2 separate regions of the Mus musculus genome follow, and region 2 is linked to region 1. The links are chromatin loops, found by intact Hi-C in ENCODE. Cell type or tissue: gastrocnemius. All regions are shown on one strand.

Region 1 (2,500 bases):
GCCTTTGTCACCTGAGTATTAGGATTAAAGGCACCATCGCCTGGCCAGTTGTTTTGAGGTGCTGGCAGTATGACCTTGAGCATACTAGGGTGGTACTCGACCACCCACCTATAGTTGACCACCCACCTATAGCCTCAGTCCCTTTTTTTTTTTTTTGGCACAATGAGCATTATCTTTTAGGTATCACTATAAGATTTCCTCCAGTCATGTCTTTTTCTTTCATTTTTAGTCTTTTATTTTTTAATACATCCTTTAAAAGTTACTTTTTTTTCTTTTTTTTTTTTTATTACGTATCTTCCTCAATTACATTTCCAATGCTAACCCAAAAGTCCCCCATGCCCTCCCCCCAAAAGTGACTTTTTATAGGTATACATATGTGAGTTCATGTGTGTAACGTGCAGCAGTCTCGAAAGCTAGGGGAGGATGTTGGGAACCTGGAACTGGAGTTGTGTAAAGTTGTAAGCAAACGTGTATGCTGGGAATCATCGAACGTGGGTCCTGTACCAGAGCATTAAGTACTCTTACCTGCTGAGCCATCTTTCTAGCCCCTATCCTTTGATGATTTCATACTGTATACATTATATTTTCATTGGATCTTCCCTAAACTAACCCCTTATTCTTACCAGATAACACCAACATATCCCTATCTCATTCATGTCCTGTCTTTTTTTTCCCTCTCACTGTTGGAGCTGCCAGGCAGAATCCTGACTGATCTTGTTGGCTTGATCTGCAGGTCCTGTGTGGGTAACCTTGAGTGCAACATTTCACAGCACTTCTTCAGCCCCTATGTCCTTTCTGCTGCTCCTCTGCAGTGTCCTCCGAACCTTGGAGGGTTGACATAGATTTAAGGCTGAGCACTCAAAACACACTGACTGTCAGCACAGTTGAGTCTTTCGGTGACTGCTGCCCACTGTGGAAGAAACTTCTCTGACCAGTTGAGAGTAGCACTAGTCTATGGATATAAATATATGTGTGTGTGTGTGTGTGTGTGTGTGTCTGTCTGTGTGTGTCTGTGTGTGTGTGTGTGTGTGTGTGTATAAAATCTCATATACATTTATATGTATACATATGAGTTTATGTGTACCCCATTCATGTAAGAGCCTGCAGTGGTCAGAAAAGGGTGACAGATCCTCTGGAACTGCAGTCACAAGTGACTGTGAGCTGCATTTGGTTGCTAGGGACTGAACCTGCAAGAACAGTAAGTGCTCTTTAAAGCCCTCATCTCCCTACACATGATTATTTAGAAGATAGTTTGATACCATGCCTATTTAGCAAAATGGCAGTATTAAATTTTCTGTTAGGGCCTATGACTTCCCAAGGTGCAGACATTTGACCAGGATTTCCATAGCAGGCATGTATTCCTCCTGTGGCGCAGCCTCAACTCTAAGCAGAGAGCTGTTGGCTAAGTGTGTAACCTTCATGCTGCTGTTACAGCTGTGAGCACATCGGGCCTGGCAGGTTGCTGTTCTAGTGTTGCGGGTTCACTGCTGGTAGCTGGTACACTGATGACTTCTCCCCGCGGCCTGCAGGGGGCCTTTCAACACTGTGAAACTAGCCACCAGGGAGGAAGTTTGCCCTAGCCAGTTCCAGCTTGATTTTCTCTATGTCCTACAACCAGAGCATGCTGTGCCTGGGTCAGTAAGGTCACTAGTGCAGGCTGTCCTGGAACTCACGCTGTAGACCAGGCTGGCCACTGACTTACAGAGATCTGCCTGCCTCTGCCTCCAAAGTGCTGAGATAAAAGGCATGTGCCACCACCCCTGGGCTGGTAGTTTATTCTTCTTTAGTGATTGTTTCCATAGTATTTTGGGCTTATCTTTCAGTGAACACTACATTGGTGATGTAGGGCTTTTTCCTTTGGTTGAGGCATGGTTTCCCAGTGTAGTCCTGGCTATAGCCCTTAGACTCTCTGTAGATCAGACCCCCAAGGCCTAGGGTCAACAGTGTGCACCACTTCCACCTGGCTGAAGTGTGTGCTTTATTTAGTAGAGGGCTCATCCCGGTGCATTGCATCCTGCCAGATGCCCAGAGTCGCAAGCGTGAAAGGAGCAAGTGCAGGTTCAGAACTATCTATTGAAAAGCTGGCTGTGATAGCACCCAGCCGAGATCTAGCCTCGGTTACATAGTGAGTTCACAGTTAGCGGAGGCTATGGGAGACCCATTGTTTTAGTTAGGGTTACAGCTGCTATGATGAAACACCATAATCAAAAGCAGGTCGGAGAGGAAAGGGTTTGTTTGGTTTATACTTCCACATCCCTGTCATCACTGGAGGAACTTCAGGACAGGAACTGAAACAGGGCAGGAACCTAGAGGCAGCAGCTGATGCAGAGGCCATGGAGGAGTTCTGCTTACTGGCTTGCTCCCTATGGCTTTCTCAGCTTGTCCTCTTATAGAACCCAGGACCCCCAGTCTGGTGTTTGTGGTCCCTGCTCCATCAATCACTAAGAATCATTTAAAAAAAAAAATGGGTCTGGAGAGATGGCTCGGCGACCACATGATG
Region 2 (2,500 bases), 68 kb after region 1:
GATGCTCGGTGTATTAGGGGTCTCTAGACGAATAGAACTAACGGTGTGTGTGCTCACGTGTGTGCATGTGCACACGTGTATGGGGGGGGGGAGGGAGAGAGAGAGAGAAATTTATTAGGATGGCTTACAGGCTGTGGTCCAGCTAGTTCAACAATGTCTACCAACAGAAGGGCCAAGAATCCAGTAGTTATTCAGTCCACAGGAGTGGATGTCTCAGCTGGTCTGGAATCCTAAAGAAGTTGGCTCTAATGTCAGTAAAGGAATGGACTTGCTAGCCAAAGCGAGAGCAATCTGGCAAAAAAAATAAACGCTTCCTTCTTGCATGTCATTTATATAGGCTGCTAGCAGGAGGTATGGCCTAGATTAAAGGTGGAGCTTCCCACCTTGAAAGATCCAGATTAAATTTGGTGTCAGTGGTACACACACCTTTAATGCCAACACACAGGCAGGCAGATATCTGGCCAGGCTTGTTTACAGAGCAAGTTTCAGGACAGCCAGAACAACACAGAGACCCTGTATTAGAAATCCAGAGGAGGAGGAGGAGGAGGAGGAGGAGGAGGAGGAGGAGGAGAAAGAAGGGAGGAGGAGAAAGAAGGGAGGAGGAGAGAAGAGGAGGAGGAGATAACTCACAGGTGTACCCAGCCACTAGAGTTTCACTTAATTCTAGATGTGGTCAGGTTGACAAGCAAGAATATAGACATCACATGGGAGGAAGGTGAGTGAAGCAGTTTAGCTACTAACAGATCTATGCTTGTTGCAATATGTTAATAATGGGGAAGATGGGGGATTGGATATCATATAGCTTTCTGTAACTCCTGAAGTAAAAACTGCATATATGCTGGGATGTAGTCCCCTGGTAGAAGACTTGTTCAGAGTGGACAGGGCTCTGGTTTCAATCTCCAAGGTTGCAGAAGGATACAAAACACCCTGTTCTTTGTTCTTCCACACTTGGCCACATTCAGTTTTTCTCCAGCTCTTCCATGTTTCAGTATTTGTCTATAGACAAGAATGTCCTTTTACTCAAGGACTTACCACCAAGGTAGGAAAGAAAGTTACTGTTGACACACTGTTCCCTTTCCACAAACCTTTATCAAATTTTAGTCAAGTGCAATGTTCCTGCCTTTTAAAAATATCCCAGGGGTGGAGAGATGGCTTGGCAGTTAAGAGTGTTTACTGTGCTTGCTAAGGACCCAGGTTTAGTTTCCAGTACCCACACTGGGTAGCTCACATCAGCTCCCTCTAGAGGGAATCTGATGCCCTCTTCTGTCCTCTGCTGGTACTTCTCATATGAGTCACATAAACACAGGAAGGCACATTTACACAAACACATGCTGACACACATATAAATCTTACAAAATATTGGGGGGGGGGGTCAAGTTCACTGACTGCTTTTCCTAAGTAGCAGGTAGCTCAAAACCGTCTATAATTCCAGTTGCAGGAGCTTGAATGCCTACCTCTGACTTCCTTTTTTTTTTTTTTAAAGATTTATTTATTATATATAAGTATACTGTAGCTGTCTTCAGACATTCCAGAAGAGGGCACCAGATCTCGTTACAGATGGTTGTGAGCCACCATGTGGTTGCTGGGAATTGAACTCAGGACCTTTGGAATAGCAGTTAGTGTTCTTAACCACTGAGCCATCTCTCCAGCTTCCCTACCTCTGACTTCCACAGACACCAGGAACACACATGCTACACAATACATACCTGCATGCATCCATGCTCATAAAAAAAAGTCATTTAAGACCAGGCAGTGAGTCAGGCGTGGTGGCGCATGCCTTTAATCCCAGCACTCAGGAGGCAGAGGCAGGCAGATTTCTGAGTTCGAGGCCAGCCTGGTCTACAAAAAAAAAAAAAAAAAAAAAAACAACAGGCAGTATAAGCACACACCTTTAATCCCAGAACCCAAAAGACAGAGGCAGGTGGATGTCTGAGTTCAACGCCAGCCTGGTTTATAGAGTGAGTTCCATGACAGCCAGGGTTACACAGGGAAACCCTGCCTTTTAAAATCTAAAAATAAAGCCGGGCGTGGTGGCTCATGCCTTTAATCCCAGCACTTGGGAGGCAGAGGCAGGCAGAGGCAGGCAGATTTTTGAGTTCGAGGCCAGCCTGGTCTACAGAGTGAGTGCCAGGGCAGCCCGGGCTACACAGAGAAACCCTGTCTCAAAAAAAAAAAAAAAAAAAACAAAAAATAAATAAATAAAAATAAAATCTAAAAATAAACAATGAAAAAATCTTTTACAAAGTTTTGATCTGGGGCTGTACTGTAAGGTACTTTGCCATCATGCTGGGGGACCTAGGTGTGATGATAGCCCAACACAGACAACGCAGAGTACCGCTTAGGGCTTGGTATAGACCCGGTTACTAGTCTGCATGAATGCTCAGTTATTCTGCAGACTATCTTGTCTGGAGTGTGGCTCAGCAATAGTCTGCTCACAGTGTGAAGTGCCGTGGACTCCACCCCCAGCACCCCCCTCCCCTAAGAGAGTGTCTGGATCAGG

The links. A loop is a pair of places that touch in the nucleus more often than their neighbours do. Peaks named below come from ENCODE experiments on the same cell type or tissue, not always from the same donor. Only the 100,000 strongest peaks of a DNase experiment are listed, where the experiment ranks them.
Region 2: a loop joins it to region 1, with 2.2 times the contacts of the local background. A loop is called at or near these places in 6 of 42 quality-filtered maps.

The regions. Positions count from the first base shown.
Region 1 is chr7:27,575,576-27,578,075 of GRCm38, forward strand. The region is part of intron 8 of 2310022A10Rik (RIKEN cDNA 2310022A10 gene); the gene reads left to right. Among named protein-coding and RNA genes, the nearest start is that of Akt2, 15 kb to the right of the region's middle. In gastrocnemius, a CTCF peak has its summit at 1,528; a DNase peak (open chromatin) is centred at 1,540; H3K27ac peaks cover 963 bases.
Region 2 is chr7:27,643,437-27,645,936 of GRCm38, forward strand. No RefSeq gene overlaps it. Among named protein-coding and RNA genes, the nearest start is that of Ttc9b, 9.2 kb to the right of the region's middle. In gastrocnemius, a CTCF peak has its summit at 1,284 (motif pointing left); no DNase peak of the experiment used is centred here.